Linked DNA regions of Mus musculus: all the other regions are linked to region 1. The links are chromatin loops, found by intact Hi-C in ENCODE. Cell type or tissue: heart. All regions are shown on one strand.

Region 1 (8,000 bases):
CACTGACCCAGATATGCTAGATGCTCTGATGTCTTACTGGCCTATCAAGTGTTTGTCCCATGAAGTAAATAATGACAGGTGACCTGGAAAAAAATTCCAATCATCCAGAACTTTACAATAGAATTCAAGGAGTATCCCTTATGCCTGTCACTTTGGGCTTTTTGATATTGTAGCTGTTTTTGTTTTGTTTTTTTCTGAAAATGAAGAACTGAGTGACTTCTGAGCTTCATATGGAAGGAGTCTGAAGAACTACAGTGGCTCCATGCGTCAACAGGGCACCAAACATTCCCTTCCAGGACCCATCAGTGGTGACCTGTGGGAGAGAGGAGATCTGGTGATAGTCGTGTTCTTAAGTTTCCTGTGAATGTTGAAATGTGTTCTCTGCCTACTGAGAATCTACTTGAAGGTGCCACAGAGTGGGTAGCCATTGCTGTTCTTTTTCACACAGGATCTCAAGCTCTGTGTAGCTAAGGATAACCTTGACCGTCTGAGCCTATTGCCTCTCCCTCACAAGTGCTGGGATTACAACCATGGGTCACCATGATTAGTTCGTGTGCTCCTGGGGCTTTGTGTGTACTAGGCAGGCACTCAACAATTACATCTCCAGCGAACAAAGCCCTCCCTGAAGACTCCCAAACTACTGCACTCTTAAAAGGATTTTTAATTTTTTTGATGTTATAATTATGTCATTTGCTCCTTCCCTTTCCTCCCTTTAAGTCCACCCATGTGCCACTCTCCCTCCTTGCTCTCTTTCAGATTTGTGGTCTCTTCTTCTTTAAGTTTTCTTTAAGTGCTAGTGTGTGTGTGTGTGTGTGTGTGTGTGTGTGTGTGTGTGTGTGTGTGTGTGTGTTCCTACATATGTAAGCACAACATGTTTGGTGTATATAATGTTTCTTTTATGTATTTTTTGAGACTCACTGTTTGCTATTGGATAACGTGCTCTTCCTTGGGGAAGACTTTCTCCCTCTCTCAGGCTTCCTCAGTTGCCTGTAGTTCTTTGTCTGGGGTTGAGAGCTTATTAGCTTTCCTCCTTCTACATTAGCATGTCTGTTGGTGCTTTCCTTGTTCAGGTCATGTTTAGGCAGCTATGGTGTTTAATCCTCATCTCCAGGAGACACACTATCTTAGCAAACTTCTTGTACCTCTGGCTCTTAATTGGCCCTGTCTTCCACAGTCTTCATGGAGTCTTAGATGCAGGATTTGTGTTGTAGATGTATCAGTTGGGACTGGGTTTCACAGCTCTGCAATTTATTTATTTATTTATTTATTTATTTATTTATTTATTTATTTACTTATTTATTTTTAGTTGTAGTTTTCTGTAGTGGGCTCCTGCTGCAAAAAGATGTTTCCTTGATGAGGTGTGAGGTCTCCACTTATCTGTGGGTATTGGGGTAATATTTAGAGTATAGTTGGGGATCATGATGGTTTACTAAAGTAGCAGTAGTAGGTTTTTCAAGATCTACAACTTCACTACCCCTAGGTAGTTGGCTAGGTTCCCAGTACCAGGCACGGCTTCCCTCTTGTTAAGTGAGTCTTAATTTCAATTAGAGAGCTGTTGGTTACTGCCAAGGTATGCCTGCGTGAGAACATTGTATTTATATAGGTGGCTGGGTAAAGTGGCACAGACCATTAATCCCAGTACTTGCCAGGCAGATGCAAGTGAATCTCTGAGTTTGAGGCCAGCAGAGAGAATTCCAGGACAGCTAGAACTACATAGAGAAACTCTGACTCAAAAATAAATAAAAGTGCACATTTACGTATATATGTATGTATGTATGTATGTATATGCAGCTCACATGTATTATAGGTATTAGGTTGCTAGATAACACTTTGATTCCTCATAACTCTCAGACATCCTTATGGTTATTTTACTCTTCCCCTTCTGTATTTATCTCCCTCCCCTCTTCCTAACTATCCCCACCCCAATTTTTCCTGTTCTCAGTCCCCCCTTCCCCCATTTTACTTTCCTGGTTTGTACAGTTACTCCAGGTTCTATATTCACACCTCAATAGTTGAGCTGGGAGGCTCCGATGACAGGGAACATGCAGTATGTGTCTCCCTGGGTCTGGGCTTCCTCGTTCAATATGATTTTCTAGTTCCACCCATTTATATGCAGTTACCTGTCCATGAGCTCATCTTCTTCCAGCTGAGAGGTATCCATAAAGGGCATAGTGTGTATGTAGCACATCTTTACTGTCCATTCATTGCATGAAGGCCATGGACTTCACTTCATAGCTGCTGTGAGCAGAGCAGTGGTGAACATGGCTGAGCAAGTATCTGTGGAGTAAGATGTTGAGCCTTTGGACAGATGCCCAGGAATGGTATAACTAGGTCGGATGGCAGATTTATTTTTAACATTTTGAGAATTCTCCACACTGATTTCCAGAGTGACTGGGTCAATCTGCAGTCCCAACAACCCACATCCCCTCCAGCATTTGCCAAACCAACCACTTTCCCCTTCTCTCTTGAGTCTTGAGGAAAGATACAGATGTGATCTAAATGAAAAGCTTGCTAAATTGAAATCGCATTTCTCCATTATACCCACAAAACTGTTGATTAACACTTAATTAACCGAATATCATGTGGCAAAATAGAAGTGAACTTTTAGCAGTCCAGCCTCCAGCTGGAGTCAGTGAGCCCAGCTCTAAGCTAAGAATGTGACAGGCTGAGGAACAGCCCTTCCAGGATGCGACAACTGTCTTAGAGCCAAGAACTGAGTCCCCACGGCCACCCATCAGGCTCCCCATAAGCATCTCTATGTACTCAGTCCATCAGTGTTGGTGTGGTCAGCTGAGCATTCCCCACCTTTGTCTCATCAGCTGTAGGTCACTGTGAATGTCTCCAGGCCTTTGTGATGTATCTTCAGCAAGCTACTCTCAGGTTTTAAAGTAACCTTTTCTCCCTCTGCAGATGACCTCCTCTTGTCTGCAGAGAAAGAATGAGAATGAATCAAACTTATTAGAACATTTTGCAACTTTAATATACCATGACTCTGGCAAAAAGTTACTCTATGAATAATCAAGTCATGCAGGTCTTTCCTCAATGCCAGGGACAGTTAGGTCTATAGTTTTTCGTTTTCTCCATTACTTTTTTCTCCAAGGACATTTTTCTCTTCTTTTCTTTTCTTTTAGAGATTTATTTCTTTATTATATATAAGTACACTGTAGATGTCTTCAGACACACCAGAAGAGGGCATCATATCTCACTACAGATGATTGTGAGCTACCATGTGGTTGCTGGGATTTGAACTCAGGACCTCTGGAAGAGCAGTCAGTGCTCTTAACCGCTGAGCCATCTCTCCAGCCCAACATTCTTCTTAACTCATTAGTTTTGTATTGTTAGTGAATGGCAGGCAGCTGAATACACAAGAGTTAGTGGTAAATGCAATCTCCACCAATTGAGCATTCCCTTTTCAGAAGTTTGTGCCTGTGCTGTGAGTTGTTTAACTTACTTTTTGTTGTTCTTTTGAAATAGGGTCTTACTGTATAGCCCAGGCTGGCTTTGAACTTGTGAACTTCTGGCCTCAGCATTTCTCATCTGAGTGCTGGGACTTGATTCACCAAAATCAGTTTGTGATCTGTGATAACGACTTTGGGGGAGAGGGGTAAGAAATAGAGAGTGAGTACATCGGCGTCTTCCAGAGTTGGCAGGCCTCCAACTTGTATTGCCGAAGCTAGCCTTGAACTCAGATCCGACACCTCCTGGGTGCTGTCTGTGATGACAGACTTACAGGACCACTCCTGGCCTAAAGCTTTTGATGGCATGAATCTTCTTCTGGTGTGGACAGGGGAAGGAGGGTGTTCTTAGTTTGCAAGATGAGAATAAATCAAGCCATCCTCACTGTTCTGCTGAGAGCAATGGACTTTGTGTGTCCCATACCCAATGTCAAGAGCCATGGATCTCAGGTCTTCAACTACAAGAGTTGTAAGTCTTTACAGGATAGCTGGAAGGGACTGGAAACAGCAGACATCAGAATGCAGGTCTAGAGAGCTCAATGTGTCTGAGTGGACTTTCCAGTAGAAGAGTAAATTAAAAAAAAAATCTTTAATGTTTTTTTATTTTCAGCATCCGTGCAGTTTCCCCTTTCCCTAGTGAAAGGGGGAATGAAGAGCCCAACACTCACATCGCGGCATCAGCAATGAAGTTGAAGTATGCACACATCAGATTCCTAATGAGAGCATCCTGAGGGGAAGCCCGAAGTGGGCTAGCTCAGGCAGACACTTCCCTAGAGTAGTAAAGCTGTGTGGGGCCTGGAAAAGCCATGTGACATAATCATAGGCTGTGTACTCACACATCCTCTCTTTCCAAAGAGGAAGACAGTGGTCCCCGCTAGGTTTGTGACATCCTAAGTTGTGCTGTAGGCCTGGAGCACCATCTTGTGGTCAGGATCAGGCCAGAACTAAAAAAGAAAAAATAACCCCCCCCCCTTTTCTTCTTTTTTCGATATTTTGATTTTTTTATATTTATTTACATTTCAAATGTTATCCCGTTTCCCCCCACCTCCAGAAAACCCTCTATCCCATCCCTCCTCCCCCTGCTTCTATGAGGGTGTTCCTCCACCTACCCACTCCTGCCTCCCCGCTCTCCATTCCCCTACACTAGGACATTGAGCCTTCACAGGACCAAGGGCCTCTCCTCCCAGTGATGACCAACAAGGCCATCCTCTGCTACATGTGCAGCTGGAGCCTTGTGTACTCCTTTGTTGATGGCTTAGTTCCTGGGAGCTCTATGGGGTCTGGTTGGTTGATATTGTTGTTCTTCCTATGGGGTTGCTAACCCCTTCAGCTCCTTCAGTCCTTTCTCTTAACTCCTCCTTTGGGGACCCTGTGCTCAGTCCAATGGTTGGATGCAAGCATCCACCTCTGTATTTATAAGGCCTCTCAGGAGACAGCCATATCAGGCTCCTTTCAGCGAGCATTTCTTGGCATCCACAATAGTGTCTGGGTTTGGTGACTGTATATGGGATGAATCCCCAGGTGGGACAGTCTCTGGGTGGCCTTTCCTACAGTCTCTACTCTACACTTTGTCTCCATATTTGCTCCCGTGAGTATTTTGTTCCCCTTTCTAAGAAGGACTGAAGTACCCACACTTTGGTCTTCCTTCTTCTTGAGCTTCATGTGGTCTGTGAATTGTATCTTGGGTATTCGAAGCTATAAAAATAGCTCTTGTTTGTACCTTTCTTAACCAGAACTATAAAATACATTCTCTTGTGACTACCTAAGACGTTGAGAATAATGTTTTCCGTTTTTTATATGCATATAGTAAAATATGCATCCATAATATGCAAAGTAACAGAACTTATGTACGCTTAGAGGTTTGAGCTTCTACTTTTGGTGTAGAACCTTTCGGGCTCAAAAAAAGAAAAATAGAGTGAGAAAAGGCAGGGGATATATAATAATACATAATAAAGTGTAATAAATGACTATCTTTCTCCAGTGCCAAATAATCACTGTCTTTATAACTCAATAATTCCCTTAATTCCCTTACACTTGTGGGGTTTTGGGGGGGAGAGGGAGTTAAGAAAGGGTTTCTCTGTGTAGCCCTCACTGCCCTGAAACTTGCTCCATAGACCAAGGTGGCCTCAAACTCAGTGAGGTCTGCCTGCCTCTGCCTCAAAGGCACATACCACCACCACCCTGTTCCCTGCGATTCTTATGATTGCCTAGACAATGTGGATAAGGCATTGGTCAAAGAGCCAGCACTCTGGGTAAGCACTGGATGAACTTAGTCCAGTGCTCTCCTCAACAGCCTGTAGTCCGCACGTTCCTCTTACCCATGTATAAAGTTTATTCTAGGATCATGAAAAGTTGTGTAGAGATGGATCCAACATTTTAAGCAATTTCATATGGAACTATGGAAAATGCTGATTTTTCCGCATGTTCCAACCCATTGCTGCATTTCAGTGGTTTAAAAAAAAAAAGACTTAAAATAAATATAGCCTAACAACTTGAGTTCAAAGACTGTTTACTTAGAAGTGTGTTGAAAGTATATTCCTTATGAAAAATGTGGCTGTTTTTGCTTGCAGGCTATTTTATATATACTGTAGTTACATTTGTTCCCTGTGTGGCTCTATCCATCTATGTACAGGGTTTAGCAGCTTGAAAGCTGAAGGGAAGTGTCACAGGCCGGTTTTTACACCCAAACTGCTTCCTTTTGCCTCTCTCTGAGTTCAGCCAATATCAAGCAAGTGGAAGTAGACTAGGAATTCAACTTTTCATCCCTAGCAGACTGGGAGGTTCGAGGGCAGTGTGGTTTTAAACCTTCCTAATGCTGTGACCCTTTACTATAGATCCTCATGTTGTGGCGATTCCCCCAACCATACAATTATTCTCATTGCTACTTTGTAACTGTACTTTGGATGCTGTTACAAATCATAATGTAAATATTTTTGGAGATAGCACTTTGTCTACAGGGTCTCCAACCACAGATTAAGAACCACTGTTATACAGCGAAGAGCAGGGAGGGAGGCAAAGAGAAGGAAGACCTGCCCACCGTTTGTTATACTTTCTAGTCATCTCTGTAGTCATCATCACTTGTCATGTCACCAGAAGGCATGGCACCGGGAGCATACAGATGGGATCATAATGAAATTAGAGACAGGTAATCATTCCACCTAAGTGAACGGAGGTCCTGTACCCAAAGATAGGCAAGATAGGTGTGGGTAGGAATTCAGCGAGGTCACCAGACGCTACCGGGGATTGAATTCTCCGTCAGCCACGTAGGTTAAAGTTTTGCAAACTGTCCTAGACCAGAACTCAGGTTTCACTGAGTTTGCCAGCGAAATCGCCAAAGACTAAGAAGAACGCTTACTTAAAGAAACCTGCAACAGATTCTAGGTGGGCTGTGGCATTTTGCACATGCTGGGGCGGGGAGGGGGGGGGGGTTGTTCACCATGCTTGTTGTCTTGTGTTACATGGATGTAACTGACTCCATGGTGTTTCCGAGATACTTTTGTGAAGCTTACTCATGGAGATGTCAAGCTAACGACACTGGCACTGCTGGGTATGGTCTGTTATTCTTGCGATTAACTGAAACTGAAGTTAAAGCAAAACAAAACGAAACAAAAAAAATAAAATTAAAGAAAAACAGAAACAGTGAACCAGGAAGATGAGTTCCAGGCCAGCCTTAACTACTAACGGGATTCAACAAATTAAAAATCAACATTTTACTAAACCTACTGCTTTAGACAACTAGATTCTTCTCACATGCCCTCTGGAAACAGTCTCTGTTAGCTTTGATAATGTGTCTGTTACACAAGACACAGGTTCTACCTCTCTGGCCAGACTCAGCAAGAGGGTTTTGTTTCTCAGGTGGGTTGAGATGTGACTGAGCAGAGGCTGGGGTTGCTGGGGCAGCTAGCTGCCTTCTCCACCCCACTGTTGGAGGCCTTCCCTGCTCAGACCGCAGCATTAAACCATACTGTCTCTCATCTCAAAGGCGTTTCTTTCTAGCTTCAGAATGAATGCTGGGAAGACTTTTGTCACAGGCCTGGGGACTCCGGCTCTTGTTTTCAAAGTGGGGCAGACCTATAGAGACCAGAAACAATACAAAACAAACTCAATGTTATAGCAATCTCGCTCTGGCCTGCAATCATCCCCTACCCTTGTGATCTCTGTCAAATGAACTTAGAAGAAATACAGGGCTTCATGTAGAAGACAGACAGGGATTATTACAGAATAATGAGAGTGGCTACTGAGGAAAACTCTCACAGGTGACTGGCTAATGAGACCATTACAATGACACTATGTGACACTATATAGCTTAAGAGGCTATATACTGTATCTTCTAGTGTCTGGAAGAGTTTTCCTGAGGCATGTTTTCCGGTTTATATGATCAACTGACCCTTTTGAATTAACTCTTGCTGTGTGTTGGGGGTGGGAGGGAATGTTGTCTCTGTCCTTTGAGAGTTCTCTACTAGAAAGTAACTTTCGGACACTTAGGGCAGTGCAGAGAGTCATGTCTCCACCCAGTGCCAGAGATGACTCGGATTCTATTTTTTT
Region 2 (8,000 bases), 620 kb before region 1:
AGGGCAGTAAATGCTACTGCTTGGTGTGCACGGGGCTGGCAACCAAAAAAAAAAAAAATCACCCACTGGTCTTCTTTAAATAAAGATCAGAAACAGGCAATAAAAAACATTCACAAGAGACTTTATTGTGATCTAATTTGCAACATGTTGGGAAGCATAACCAAATAGCAGTCAGGAAAGGAAGTTTCCCCAAATAACCCAAGATGAAATACACCACCACTTACTATATGCCAGTCAGTCACCTGTATATAGGAGCCATTATGGGTCAGGAAGGTGCTTCTCCAACACCTTCTGGAGACTGCTCTAAGGAGATCCAGGCTCATCTGGAGTGCTGCACATAGTTATCCTGAGGTCATCTCAAGCTGCTCTGCACTGTGAGCAAAATGAAACCTTTGTTCCTGCAAGAAAACTGAAGCAGGTGGCCCCAAGGCCAACGCTGTCAAAGAAACAAAGCCTTAGCTACACAGGTGGCTGCTACAGCCACAGAGATTTCCTGAAGTCTTCTCTGGTGTCTGTGGTTTGAAGTTCTCTGGAACAGCTTAACAATTCATGATAAGTTGTTGCTGCCATGATAAGAAATGGCCGGTTGACTGACAACTACAGCATCCCCATGAAAATGGAGCCTTCAGATTGTGCCCAGCTTTCAGGAGCCTAAGCGATACTGATCCTCTAGTACCTCACAGTACTCCTAGACTCAGTACCTGCAGAAAAGGGCAGCAACAGTCCCTTTGGCCTCCACTTGCCTTAAGATAATCATTGCTTAGGGGTAGATACTCCCTGAACTGTCAAGCACAGTGTTTCTTTTCATCCTCATTTTTATATTAATATCATAGTCATAGCATATCTGTTGTCGCAATGTCCCTAAGTGGCAGGAATAGAAGGTGGACATTCCTTCCTTTAAAAAGTAAAATTAGTAAGAACAGTCCATAGATGTCACTCCTACCAATCCTCTTCAATTTCAAAGTTAAAGTTTTCTGGAATTGACTTGGCTTTCTCTCTCTCTCTCTCTCTCTCTCAAACAGGCTCTGCAGTACTCACAGAAAGTTTGAAACATTTTTCTTTTTTTCATTGCACTAAAAATCAAATCACACACTTTAATATAATTGTATATTAAATCTACTTATGATTTTATAAAAATATTTGAGTATAATCAAAACTCTATTTATAGTCCTTGTAATATATATTTGGTTATGCAATATGTTTTCTATAATATTTATTTATAATTATTTATGTATAATGTATAATTTGTAACATTAGAAATGTAATTTAATATAAAATTGTCACATGCATTGCTTTATATCTTATTGGTAAGATATTATCTATATGTATAAAAACAGTTAGCTGCTAGGCAGACCAAATGTCACCAAGTTTACATGTGTTGTCTTGGTGCCTCTCACAGGGTGAGCAGTGAGTGAGCAAACCTCTTCCACTTGCTCCAGAGACCTGAGGAGCTCTTCTGAGACTGGTGCTGAATTATGAATCTATCCTCGAGCCTGCTTTCATTCTTCAAACTTCCCTACAATATCCATCTTATATCCAAAGTTATCCGGTTGCTCTCCTGAAAGTCCCCCAACCATAACCATAAGAAAGAGATCTGCCATCCAAAGCTCATCAGAATGAAAACATCATGCAGACAGTAGGGTCACTGGGCTCCACAGGAGTGCCAAGGAATTTAAATGCTGTCTAACTTGAGCTTTGCCTTGTGAGCAAAAGTCTTGCTCAACTGCTGCAGACCCTTCCCTACAATGACAGACATTCTAGCCATAAGAATGTGTGTGGCTGTTGCTGTACTTACAGGGCACACGTACAGCATCGCTCGCTCTCCCTTAAGCCATTGGTTATTTGGTCAATCAGTTTCACAGATGCTATCTAGGTTAGTTGGGTTTGTTGAAGGTGAAGAACAACATACAGCATGGTGCACAAAGGACTCTCTGTGTTTCATTATTCATTTATCACAAAATGTGCCCCAGACCTTTTACAACCTCAGTAAGTAGGTCTGCAACAACTATCTTTTCTGTCTAGAAAGGGGACCATGTCAAATACAACAGACTATACTATTTGTAAATTTTTTTCATTAATTTACTTATTTATTTATTCACTTTACAACCCAATCACAGCCCCCCCCCACCCTACCTCCCTAACACACAGTCTTTCTCCCTCTTTGCCCCCTCTTCCTCTGAGAAAAAGAGGCCCCTCCTTGGGTATTGCTCCACTCTGGCACATCAAATCACTGCAGGACTAGGAACATTCTCTCCCACTGAGGCCAGACAAGGTGGCCCAGCTAGATAAACAGGATTAAGGGACAGCCCCTGCTCCAGTTGTTGGGGGACCCACATAAAGACCAAGCAGCACATCTGCCACATATGTGCAGGAGGCCTAGGTCCAGCCCATGATTTTTCTTTGGCTGGTGGTTCAGTCTCTGGGGGCCCCAAGGGTCCAGGTTAGTTAACACTGTTGGTCTGGTAGAGTCCCTATCCCCTCCAGGTTCCTCAATCCTTCCCCCAAGACTTTTTTTTTTTTTTAAATTTTAACTGCTTGTTAAATGCTAAGTAATTTTATTGCCAAGAGGTAATATTTCCATGGTGCAGGAAGGCAGCTCAGTTGGTAAAAATGTCTGCTGTGCAAACATAAGAATTTCAATCCCCAGCCCTCAATGTAAGAAACAAAAGCTGGGTGTATGCCTCTCCCCCCACTGAGGATGTGAAGAAGGCAAATCTCTGAGTCTCATTGGCCACCCAAGCCAGCTGAACTGAGATCAGCTGCAAGTTCAAAGAGACCTTGTATTTAAAAAACAAAGAAGGAAGGAAGGAGAAGGAAAATATGGCCCTACCTTAACCCCATGCCTCTGCACAAATGAGCACACTCCTTTGTACATGTTCTACACTCAATACAGAGAGATAGACAGAGAGCAGAACACACACACACACACGTTTATCAGTTCAGGCTAGTAATCATTTTCAGTGTCCTTTAGACACTTAGACACTTTAGACAGAGACATTTTCAAAACATTTTTAAATGATACCTTCCTTTATTAATACAACCCTTAGGGAATATAAAGTAGGTAATATTTACTGACATGCTATTTAAGTTGCAGGAAAATCTAGTCCTCAAAAGAATAATCTCTGGCCAGGATCCTCGATAAGACTTTTCCATACATCTTGTTCAGGTTAAATCAGTAGCCCAATGTTTCTGTGCTTTGTCAAAAAAAGACTTTTTTTTTTTTTTTCTGGTCGTGTAGGTCTGTATCTAAGGGCTTCATCTTACAAGTCAATTCCACATCCTGCCTTGAAGCTCTCTGCTTTGCACTTCCCCGATGCTATAAGTCTTGTTTACTGATTTTGTGCCTGACTGGGAGAATTTATGGTCTGGGAAGAATTGCAGCCAGGGCTCAATCAGCAATTCATCTTCAGCTCACTTTGAACGACTTACCAAAAAAAAAAAAAAAAAAAAAAAAAAAAAAAAACCATTCAGAAGTATGGCATCTTAAAACAAATGTGGGGTTTTTTTTTTTCTCCTTTTGAATGCAGTTTTCCCACATGCTAATAGTAACAGAGAACTGAGTGTTATTGCCTACAGAGTCCTACCATGTACCCATTTCTAAGTTGTTAGGGCTTTGTTTAGCCTTAGAGACGACAGAACAGCATCACCAGAAGCTTGCTATTATGGACGTAAATCATATGACTCTAAAAGCGAGTGTCTGTAGCTTGTGCCATAAATGCTAACATGAATACACTAGAATCTGTCTGGTCAAAGTGGATATGTATCTTTGATGTGTATGTGTGTTTCATAATGAGAGCTATTTTGAGCGAAGACATTTTGTTTAGATTTGGATGTTGTGTTTACCCTGCTTAGTTAGGCCTTCTTCGCAAATGTTTATTAAATCTTCAAAAAGATACAGGTCTCTGTCTAAATCCCTCTAGACTTATCTTTCACACCTTTAGTCATATAGTTTATTAATTGTAGCACATTCCTGGACAAATAGTATAAGGTAGAAATCTAAGCAAAATTTAGTGGCCCTGATATTTCCATACATTCTAGTCTTGACAAATGAACCGAATTATAAAGATGATGTTTAAATAGTTACTCTTGTCGCCATGACAGAGTCGAAGAAATGTGCCACCTCTTGCTAATTAACTGTTGTTTCTTTTGTTTAGTGATTTTTAATTTCCTGCTTATGAAAGGGATTTGTCATTAAAGATCCACTGCTTTATTCAATTAGTGTGATGAGAAAGCCTCAGAAGGGAGGCAAACTGGATTGTCTAATTACCTAAATTGTGCTAATTAGCCCCACGTGGTAAAGCCTTCCACCCTTTGCAAACCTTGAATTCGTGGCCTCTCAAATTAGCAAGTTGCTTTCAGTTGCAAGGTCCTCATGAAGGAGATTGGCATCTTGCCCACATCCTCCTGGGTTCACAATGATGCTGTTAATGTGACCTCTAGAGGGCGATCCTTCCTAATTTTCATAGGCTCTGGCTCCAGAGGCAGGGGCTGGAGGGCTCACTCAGTTTCAAACTAGGCAAGATCCCCTGTGAGGACCACAAAACAGGAAAAGTCACTAAGGCTTCCAAGCTCCCTGTGGCACATCAAGAACTCGTTTTTCACTTCTCAAACCATCCTCTCCCTTCATTGATGTAGTGATCCAGTGAAGTACCATCCACCTGTGTACTGAACCAGGCCATCTTTCGCATGCTACTTTATTTCTTAATATTCCATGTGGACATAGAAATTCAGTATGTGTCCCATCTTCCTCGCTTTTACTTGGTTTTGTTTTCTTACACATAGATTTTACTGCACAAAATAAATAAATAAATCGTTACTAGTAACCAATATGTCAACTAAGAAATGCTGGCTAGCCATGTACTGTGACAATGCACTATATATATATATATATATATATAGTATATAACTGCTGAGAGGCTCTGCCAGTGCCTGACAAATACAGAAGTGGATGCTCACAGTCATCCATTGGACAGAGCACTGGGTCCCTAATGAAGGACCTAGAGAAAGTACCCAAGGAGCTGAAGGGGTTTGCAGCCCCATAGGAGAACCAACAATATGAACTAACCAGTACCCCCAGAGCTCCCTGGGACTAAACCATCAACCAAAGAAAACACATGGTACTCTAGCTGCATGTGTAGCAGAGGATGGCCTAGTCGGTCATCAATGGGAGGAGAGGCCCTTGGTCCTGTGAAGGCTCTATGCCCCAATATAGGGGAATGCCAGGGGCAGGAGTGGAAGTGGGTGGGTTGGGGAGCAGGGGAAGGGGAAGAGGATGGGGAATTTTCGGAGGGGAAACTAGGAAAAGGGATAACGTTTGAAATGTAAATAAAGAAAATAATAATTTTTTTTAAAAAAAGGAATTAAACTCCCCCAAATCATTTTCCAAGGAACTTAATTCTCCTTGATAAAAACAGAATTGAACCTCCAAGTTTTAAGATGCTTATCTGAGATTTAGTTGCAGATCCATGCCCAGTCTAGAATTCCACCACTAGCCTCTGCAAATATTACAAGGACTCACATCCCCTGAGCCCTTCCCATGTGCCAGGAACCACCCGGTGCCTCTCCTGGTATCATTTAATGTAGGTGTATCTTTGGTATGTGCGAGTTCCAGACAACGACTAAGCAATGTGTCCACTCATTTTACAAATGATGACTTTGGTGCTCAGAGATATTAACTGGCCCTGCATTACACTGCTGTAGGTTTAAGTAGAACGGAAGCTACCCTTCCCTACCCAGTCTGTTTTCTTGCCCACTGCTTCTTCATCCATCTGTAAAACCTCCTTAAATGTCCACATCTTATACATTTTAAGTATTTGTTGTCCTTTTTGGTTTTCAAGGATAGTTAAGAGAATTCAGATAAATCTCAGGAAAAGAAGAAGAAGAATAGATTGTTTCAGCCTCTTCACCTCACAGCAAAGCAGACTCGGGTGGCTTGAAATTTTCTAAACCTTGATTGCAGAAGAGGTATTGAATATGTATAAATTGTACCTTCTGGGATTAGATCGCCTACCCTGAAATTTCAGAGCCCTCACCAACACCACTTACGAGCTGACTTTAAACAAGTTACCTGGCTCCTTTAGGCCCCACTTTTTTTTTCCCATTTTTTATTAGGTATTTAGCTCATTTACATTTCCAATGCTATACCAAAAGTCCCCCATACCCACCCACCCCCACTCCCCTACCCACCCACTCCCCCTTTTTGGCCCTGGCGCTCCCCTGTACTGGGGCATATAAAGTTTGCGTGTCCAATGGGTAGGCCCCACTTTTATCATAGAAGCGGGATGACAATGCTTCACAGCTAGGGCTTATGTACATAGCTATATGAAAAGCACTCACGGAATCTGGTCAATACTCCATACATAGGAATTCTTCCTGTGTTTGATGTCAGAGGTGAGAAAGAGGATTAATATCAGGCATTATGAGTACATCACCTTGAAAAGATGATGTATACAACAATTTAGCTTAACAGTGTACTCTCATGTAAACAGTCAGTGTGTATGTGTGTGTATGTTTCTAGTTAAGATGTTGTTTGATTTTTGGTTGGTTGGTTGTTTTTTTTGTTTTGTTTTGTTTTGTTTTGTTTTGTTTTGTTTTGTTTTTTACGAGACAGGGTTTCTCTGTGTAGTCCTGGATGTCCTGGGACTCGCTCTGTAGACCAGGCTGGCCTCGAACTCAGAAATCCGCCTGCCTCTGCCTCCCAAGTGCTGGGATTAAAGGCGTGAGCCACCACGCCCAGCTGTTTGTTTGTTTTTTGTTTTGTTTTTGAGACACAGTTTCTCTGTATAAGCCCTGGCTGTACTGGAACTCACTCTGTAGTCCAAGCTGGCCTCAGACTCAGAAATCCACTGCCTCTGCCTCCCAAGTGCTGGGATTAAAGGCGTACGCCACCATGCCTGGCTGCTTATTTCTTTGAAAAAAAAAAACACTTCGGAATTCAAAAATGTCTTTGCAGGAAAAGAAAAATTCTATCACACCAATCATATTTCCTTTCCATCCAACATTTTGAAAAATTCAATATTTCACCAACAGCTTGGTCTCTATTTCCGGCTATCACCTCTTCCTTCAGAATTAATGGCCCACAACTTCATGGATATTTCCTAATAAACATTGTACCTGACAGCTAAAAGTCTGCTGCACGGTATACACAAGCTGCCTAGCCTCTACTTATTTGCCTTCTGATTTTCTTTATAGTTAGAGTATCCATTCACTATAAAAGTAACTTTTATTTGCTAGACATAATTGTCATCTTAGAGGCTTACTACAGAATAAACTCACCCTTTCTATTTCTCTCTGAACTCTGACTGGCTGATCTCATTCAGCAATGCTGGCTCAAACTCCTCTCCAAGCTGATTGGTTCAATCTGGCTTCTCTCAGCTTCTCACTGAATTGCTCTACTTGGCCTCAAACTAAGTTAACAATCTGTTCTAATCTTCTGGCTCCTTCTCACTCTCTGTCTCATTCTGTCTTCACCTGTGTCTGGCTTGTTCCCTCTGCAACCTGTCTCTGTAGAATTGTCCTGTTAAAATGACCTCTACTGATGAACTTACAAATGAACTCAACTCTACTTCCTGCACTCACTGACTGACTGAAATCAACTGTACAGATTCGAACTGACTCCCAACTTGTTAACTCAACTCCACTGCACTGAACTCAACTGACTGAACAGAACTGACTTCCAATTCCCCTCTCCCTTCCTATGCTGCTCTTAAATAGTCTCCCTTTCCTGTCTGTTCTTGTGAGAGTTGAGTGTATGCTATCTCTGACTCATTCTGTCAAATCTTTATCTGATTCATCACTTTGTCTGCCTCTCAACTACATATCACTTTGTGGCTGCTTCCTTCTACAAACTAACCTTATCTACATTGTTTGGGATTAAAGGTGTGTACTTAGGGGATGTCTATATTCCAGCCAGAGCCATGTTGTAAAAAATAAATATTATTATAAATTATATTATTGATAATAATTTATTATTAATATTATTATATTTATGTCTGTATTCC
Region 3 (8,000 bases), 320 kb before region 1:
AGTAAAGAGCTTAAGACTCTTCCTAGTCCCTTAGGAAATATGACATCATTTCAAAATCCTCTGTCCTCTGAAGCAGGGTGAATCTTTGATGGTGATGGTTCATCTCGGTGTAAGAAAAGGTGATCATGTGAGATTAGGCGTCTGAAACTCCTGCATAGAGTAACAAGGAGGAAATTTTCATAGTTAACATGAAGCTGTGAAATAAAACAAGTACCAGTGGGCATTGCTAGTCCCTGCATGTGTGCCCCTGTCATTCAGAGCATCCTAGCTCTTGTGGTGAGCATCAGCTGACAAGATGATAGAATCACCTGGAAGATGGGCCACTGGGCATACATGTAGGAGATTATCTTGATTTCATTGTTGGAGGTGAAAAGGCCTCCCTACTGTGGGTGGTACCACTTCCTCACTGGGACCCAGGACTACAAAAATGAAGAAAGTGAAGCAAGCATCTGGCAGGTATTCATTGCTTTACTCAGAATGGGACTGGATGCTGCAGGCTCCTGATGCCTCAACTTCCCACTGTGGTGAACTCTGCCTTAAACAGTGAGCTTTTGTTACATTATTTCTTATCACAGCAATGGGAAAAGAGACCAAGATACCAATCAAACCTCCTGTTTGGACTTGGTATTTTGAGATATATGGTTCACAGGCTGATTTTTGCGTTTTCACCATCACCTAAACAGAGTCTGTTTGTGTTTTCGGAGACTTGGAAAATCTCAGGCTTCCCTTCATCATCAGCAGTCAGGCCAACCTCTAAATGGGAATAGTGAAGATCATGGGGCTTACCAAAGATATGTGCATCGTGTTAGATGACAGTTTGTGTGGTGGTTTAAATATGCTTGGCCCAAGGGAGTGGCACTATTAGGGGGGTATGGTCTTGTTGGAGTAGGTATAGCCTTGTTGGAGGAAGTGCATCACTGTGGGCATGGGCTTTAAGACTCTCATTCTAGCTGCCTGGAATCCAGTCTTCTCCTAGCTGCCTTTGGAACAAGATGTAGAACTCTCAGCTCATCCACCATGCCTGCCTGGATGTGGCCATGCTCCCTCCTTGATGATGAGCTTCTGAACCTGTAAGCCAGCCCCAATGAAATGTTGTCCTTGCAAGAGTTGTCTTGGTCATGGTGTCTGTTCACAGCGATAAAATCCTAACTAAGACAGTTTGAATATGCTTTACCATATGATTGACCATGAAGTACCCCAGTGTGTTTGTTGCAGACATGGGCTGCATGGCACGGCTCCAAGCAATAGCAGATTTCTATAGTGAGAATATATATGCACAGTTTCTCTAAGTGAGTAAATTATCTTGACAAGTAGAACAATACTAAACACTGCACAGTCATCCAAACTGACCTGGGTCTGTGCTTTCTTGCCCATGAGAATGGCTTCTGTAGAGAATCCTAAAGTGCTTTGGAAAACCCTTTGATTCTTGCTTCCTGAAAGGTCAGAGAGATCAGCCAAGTCTCAGCTGTTGGTTTGATAGTGAAAGAATTCATGGCTAGCTACTTGCAAGGAGATGAAGCAAAACCAGAAACTTTTAAGGGGCGTTATTTCCTCTATCACAGCTACCTTTAAATTCTCCTTCTTTCTGCCAGGGTTGGTGCTAAGTCATGAATATTCATGTCTTCAGGATTTCCCACATGATACACATTATTGGCTGGCAGTTTGAGCCTCTGTATGCAAGTTTCTGGTAAAATGACTGAAACCTAAAACTTCTACTCAAATTCTCCTTATTCAACAACAAAACAAGATACCTCCCCACCCCTCAAAAACAAAAACAAAAAACCTAGGAATGCATTCTTGGTAAGACCTGCTGTTTTAAAACCTGCCCCTATAGAGATAGACACATTTTCAGCCAGTGTTATCCAGACAGGATATGACTTCATGGACACCAATAAGTGTGAATTTTGAAAAACCAAGATGTTTCTCTGCCACCTCTAAAGGGCAAAGCCACATCCTAGCTGATCAAGAGGTCAGATTGGCAAAACTTGAACAAAGGTCACTAGACTCTTTGGCATCCTGACAAAAATTGTTTGTTATTGTAATTTCTTAGGTTTGCCCTTAGGAAATTTCTGGTAAGCCCCATGGTCTTCACTATTGTCATATAGCAGTTGACAACCAAGTCACAGTCTGACGGCTGCTGAGGAAGGGAAGTATGAGGTTTCCCAGGTCTCTGCCAACATGACACAAACATGCTCTATTTAAGGGATGGTGAAAACAGAAGCGAGAAATAATTACAAATATAAAATTATATTGTATAAATTAATATTGCTAAGTCATACACACACTGATTTTTTTTGGGTTTTATCATTTTAGACTGCTACAGAGTACTTCGGTTATTAACAGTAGTTAGTTATGCACTAACAGCATATGGCTGGATGTAGCAAAGGGCTTCTAATATCATTGTAACACAAAGCTTACAGTCATTTCCAAGGGCTGACCATTTTGTGTGTGAGGAACTTTAGGCCAAAATAGACTAGTTTTAGTTAAAACTTTACTATACTATTAACTATTATAATGTCTATAAAATACTGTTAACTATAGTAAGTAAGTCTACTTATCTAGAGAGAAAGCATGGTTTGTACAGTTCTGGTTTCTTAGAATCCTGCTTGTGAGGAGCAGGGGAAAACCTGGGAGAACAATAATATAAAGGTTCACAGAGGATGTGTGTATGTGTGTGTGTGTGTGTGTGTGTGTGTGTGTGTGTGTGTGTGTGTGTGTGAGAGAGAGAGAGAGAGAGAGAGAGAGAGAGAGAGAGAGAGAGAGAGAGGCTCCTGCCTGGAATCAGCTAGCTATTCTATTCTTATTCTGGAGGAGAAGGGGATAACCAAAGAGGAGGAGACCCTGAGGAGAAAACTTGCTCCCATAACCAAACTAGGGTGATGCTTCCCATTGGACTTTGACTACTAAGTCATAATATTTATGTCTATGCAAATGTGAGAGAGGATCAATTTTACCCTGCACATCTATATTTAGATGCCCTTTCCCCTCACTGAATAAGGAAGTGTTTGTTCTTAGGTAGGCTAAGAATGGTAGGCCAGAATTCATGCTTTTTTTAGTAAAAGAGTTTCTTGGAAGGGAAAGAAGACAGTCACCAAATGAAGGCACTTGTCTATCTTTTGAAGAATGGAAGACTATTCATATAGGTGTCTAAAGATATTGGATAGTTTTATTCTTAGTAGTGCTTAGGATTCAGCAAAGATATGGGGGTGTATGGATATAAAGAATAATAGTATATCAGATTAATGAAGGATTAGGTGATGCTCTGTAACGGTAGTAAGAGCTGTTGGGAGGAATCAAATTCTTGCATGACTATACTATCAACCATGCGTAGTATCTGTGGGCTATGACATTAAAGTCTGATAATGATAAAATTTACCAGCAGGGGGTGCAGCTACCCTAAATTTCCTTTTGTGACTGACAGGTTCCTTTCAGAGTGTCTCTTTTCATACAAGAGTAGACTAATTGTAACTCCATCAAATAACTCAGATCTCATCACCATGACACTGTCTAAGATTGAGTATTAGCTAGAAGGGATGGGAGCCCAGCTGTCATCTCCACTTGCTTTGTTTTTGGCCAAGAGGGTCTGCCCCAGGCAGCTGGCTCCCAAATGTCCTTCAGTGGCAACAAGGGGATAAGAGAAGATTGTATGGAAGGATTAATAGACCCCTATCAGCTTTACTGAAAACCATTACAACACACCATCTGACAATAGGAAGTTGACATATTTCCTTGAAATCGCCACCATTTGCATAGCTGCTTAAAGAGGGAGATCTTCATACTTGAAGAATTCAAGCATTGGTGATCGTGTGAACAAATGCTCAGTGAACTTACCAGCAGACACTTTCTTCAAGTCCTTGCAGCTCCCTACATGTTCTTGTTCTGTTCTTTGGGATCCCATGGGTCTACCTAGGGTTTGACCCCTTGCTCACGTCTGCTCCATAAGCTGGAATTGCAGAGCGAGTGTTGCCGGCTGCAGTCCGGGCTTTGGCCCATGTGTCTTTTCACACTTGGGGTGCAGCTGCTTCTGTGATGTTTTCTCACAAACCTGATGTTCTCTGGATTCTCCTCCCAGCACTCCTCAGGGGTGTTCTAACACCAGCACCAAGAATGGATGGGGAGATCCCTAACTCTCTGGGTTCCCAGATTCCAAGCTCCCATGTTACAGCCACTTGCCTATTTTTCTAGAATCTGGAATCAATCATAGTGTGATTTATACTGTAGCCTTCTAGGTTCGAATGCAATGGAGCAAGTTCTAAAGAAGCCAGGGAAGACCGCTGCCACCCCAGCTAGCACTCACATAGAAGCCCTTTATATTCTAGAATGTTCCTTGGGATTTTATATCATCCTTTTCTCCTCATTTATTATTTGTCTCCAATGTCATTTCCATTCTGTATTTTTATTTTGCATTTTCACTCCTCTACCTCTGCCACGACTGCCTCCTCCTCTTCTTTTTCTTCTTCTCCCTCCTCCTTCCTCTCTTCCTTCTCCTCCTCCTCCATCCTTCCTTCTGTTTTGGCTATAGCAAAATACCCAGAAAATTGACAAAGAAACCTGGCAACTTTTAGCTTTGAAGCTAGACAGTAGCCTGCTTTTTAACAACACAGAACTCTGTGCCTTTTCCTACTACGGATACTTCTAGAAGGACCACCAGGTGTTGTGTGACACTATTTCTGGGGGGGATGTAAACAAACTTCTCACCCCACATAGGGACCAAAAATAAAACAAACAAACAAACAAAAAAACCAGAAACCATGGTCCAAGCTGGTGAAACAATGTGTCTGTTGAGGTTACTCCCAGAAATTTGAGTGATGGAGTTCTTATAGGGGTATGGGTAAGGAATTACAGGGACGTAAAGGACTCACATACAGCTGCAGCACCAAAAGCACATCCCAGACTGGTTGACAGCTCATGGGAGTTGGACATCCACTGAACAGCCTTCAGGGAGCTCAGTGGTTTGGAGAATGTCCTTCCCAGGTTAGATCAGCAGGTCTGCGCTTCTTCCAGGCAGTTCTGGTCTAAGAGTGTCCTCAGTAGTACTTACTGCATGTATAATCTTAGAGAGGGAGGTACCCTAGAGAGTCTGCTCAGTTTCAGGGACTTCTTGAAGTTATTGGGGGTTGTTTACTTCCTGAGCTTGAGAAGTCTACTGGAAGGATAGGATGTTTCACCCTCACTTCAGCATCCTGTGTGTTAATGAGATTCCCTCCAAGATGGGAGGCTTTTATCTTGGAGGAAACTGCTATAGGACACCAGGGTTGGGGATGACTAAAGGGGAATAAAATCAAGAAAAATATCACCAATGGAAAAGGGAAGCTTATTTATTGAGGAAGTGGGTAATAAAAAAAAAAAAAAAAGACAGGAGCAGATTTGCTAGGGTTTAGATCTTAAATATTCCTAAAGGCCATGTGTTGATTCCCAGCCTCTGATGCTATTGAAAATTAGCAAAGCCTGTAGTGGGTGGAGCCTAGTGGAAATGAAAGGAAGTTAGGATATGGAAAGCTAACAGGAGGGTAAATTAAACCTCTCTTCCCGCCAATGAAAGGTGATATGTGCTCATCTTCTTTAAATGTATGCTTTCTTTATTTCCTTCTGTCTCATTTTCCTATGGGACAGCGTGGAGTAAGCGTTTAAATGCCAGAAAACTGAGCTGGATGAGGAAGGGTTAGGGAGACCCAATTTGAATGAAAGGCTGGAGGCTGTAGAACTAATTTCAGATCCTTACCATCCCAGATTGATCACTTGGAAGTCACTGTGACAGAGAGAATGTTTTCAGGCGCCCAAAACCTTGGACAATGTCTTCACATGAGAGAAGTTCTTAGCAACTCTCATTCTTTCTGGTATTCCTGAATTCATTGTCTGAAAACTCTACCCTTGATCTAAATCCCAGCCCTCAAAAACTGTGTCGCCTATGTCCAAAGAGAAACTCACTGACACATTACTGGAAAGACCTAAGAACAAGTTGTCACTTATTGCTGCCATCTCAGAAGTGAAGTGTACCATGGCTATTAAAAACACAAATGCTCTTGTACTTAATCTTACTAGACATGTATAAATTAAAAATCTGACAAGACCAAATACATATTTTCATTGAATTAAGTGATTATATACATACATATGTTATTACTAAAATGTACACATTCCATGGAATTAGTAGCAATGATTAGGTCAAGGTACATAATCATCAGTAAATTCACAGAATTCTGGGAAACACTGAGAGAGCCACCCTCTTACGCCTCAGCAACCCTCATTCCTTCTGACATTTGCTGTGCCTGTGATTTTTTTTCAGATAAGAACAGGAAATAGAGAGGCTGTATGGTTTTGCCCGGGAACGCAGTTCAGAACTCTGGCTTCCAACTAAGCAGTATTTCTTGAAGGGTTATAACCTAAAAGCCTTAGGTGAACCCAGAAGCTCTGGGCAGGAGAGTTGCCCAGACTGATAACATTGTGGAAATTTCCCATGAGAAGATCTACATACGAAATGTATCTACCACTAGCAGATTGCTGGGGAACTGACTGCAGATGGACTTGTACTCTCTTCTCCATCCTCCAAGACCTCCATGCCACATGCACTTACTCTCCTCTTGTGCACGAGCTCTAGCCTCCAGGTGTTCTGGTTGAAAGAACATTCTGAGTCTGACGAGGCCTCTCTGCTTCCTTTTTATTTCTAATCAAAATCATGTTATTATCCATATTGAATTGAAGATGTTTCAATTTAATTCATTTTTTGTACTAGTTTACTACTTAGGTGGATATTACTATTCCACTGATTAAAAACTTGGATCCCATCAACATTCAGTCATAAATGGGAGAGGTGTTCATGAGGCCTGGCCTCTCTGTAGAGAACTATGGCAGTTGATAGTTCCTGTGGAAGGGCAGTCAATATCTTGAGTGGCATAACCACAGATCAGTTACCAGTGCTTCAGTGCACAGCTTCACCCTGATGCCTATTTGGTGGCCTGGGTAAACTCAGTGGGTGAAAGAACATGAGCAAAAACAAAATAAAAATATATAATAGAGAAGGAGGGGAGGATTGGTAAGGGGGACAAAATAAGAGATGGTGGGGTGATGTAACCAGAAGATATTATATGCTTATTTGAAATTAATTAACCAAATTAATTTTAAAAAGAAGAAATATGTAAATACACATATATCAATGTATATTTACGTGTATATGTGTGTATATGTATATCTTATACAGACACTCTAGATCTAAGTAATTTGTCTACAAGCTATCAAAAAGAACCATGAGTTATACAAGCTACTTGCAGGTGATTCTTTACACTGATATATTTAATAAGATAAATTCAGTGTCTTTCTGTAAATCTGGAGATTCAGAATCTCCAGCAGAATGCAAGCAAGAAGAAGCATTGTTTCTTTGGGTGCCTACATGCCATATTCAGTTTTTGAGGCTACATGTCTCTCCCATTTCATTAAAATCCTACCAGTGTTGCCCTTGATCAAATTCCATGTCCTGACAAAATAGTAGGTCATAACTATGTAATGGTGAGACTGTAAGCAACCTCCACTATAACCAACCCCTAAGGCATGACTGTGTCTGTCCCTGTTACTCTGTCCAGAACATGGGGATTTGGGAGACACTAGTATAGTCATGACTCTGCAAGTTGTAGATGTGGGGACTTAGCATACCCCGTCATACTCTGTCTCCTATACATACACTCATTTCCTCTGCTACATGTAGCTCCCAAACACCTCCTTCCTCTTGATTCTCCCAGCTTAGAAATTTTTATCTCCATGAAATGTATTATGTTTAGTGATAATATATGTATGTACATATCATCACTTAATGAATATATGTAATCAGGCTTGTAAGATAATTTATCCATCTCTGGTAAGATATTAAAACAACTAATGCATGTGGTACACCTTATGTTTAGCATAAATAATAATGAATAAATTTTAGGGTTAACTGAGAACCCCGCAAATGAACACCCAGTTACAGCTTTTCTGACCTTTCTTTGTCATTTCTGTCTTCCCAACTT

What was found. A loop is a pair of places that touch in the nucleus more often than their neighbours do. Peaks named below come from ENCODE experiments on the same cell type or tissue, not always from the same donor. Only the 100,000 strongest peaks of a DNase experiment are listed, where the experiment ranks them.
Region 2: a loop joins it to region 1, with 5 times the contacts of the local background. A loop is called at or near these places in 3 of 42 quality-filtered maps.
Region 3: it touches region 1 in a loop (6-fold over the local background); 29 of 42 quality-filtered maps call a loop at or near these places.

The regions. Positions count from the first base shown.
Region 1 is chr1:79,783,046-79,791,045 of GRCm38, reverse strand. Gm39666 (a long non-coding RNA gene) reads right to left here and starts at 2,795. Exons shown (of 3, transcript XR_865569.3): 1 at 2,764-2,795; 2 at 2,121-2,277; 3 at 1-313. In heart, a CTCF peak has its summit at 4,355 (motif pointing left); no DNase peak of the experiment used is centred here.
Region 2 is chr1:80,405,155-80,413,154 of GRCm38, reverse strand. No RefSeq gene overlaps it. Among named protein-coding and RNA genes, the nearest start is that of Gm38673, 19 kb to the left of the region's middle. In heart, a CTCF peak has its summit at 4,435 (motif pointing right); no DNase peak of the experiment used is centred here.
Region 3 is chr1:80,101,886-80,109,885 of GRCm38, reverse strand. No RefSeq gene overlaps it. Among named protein-coding and RNA genes, the nearest start is that of Gm23934, 30 kb to the left of the region's middle. In heart, a CTCF peak has its summit at 3,373 (motif pointing right); no DNase peak of the experiment used is centred here.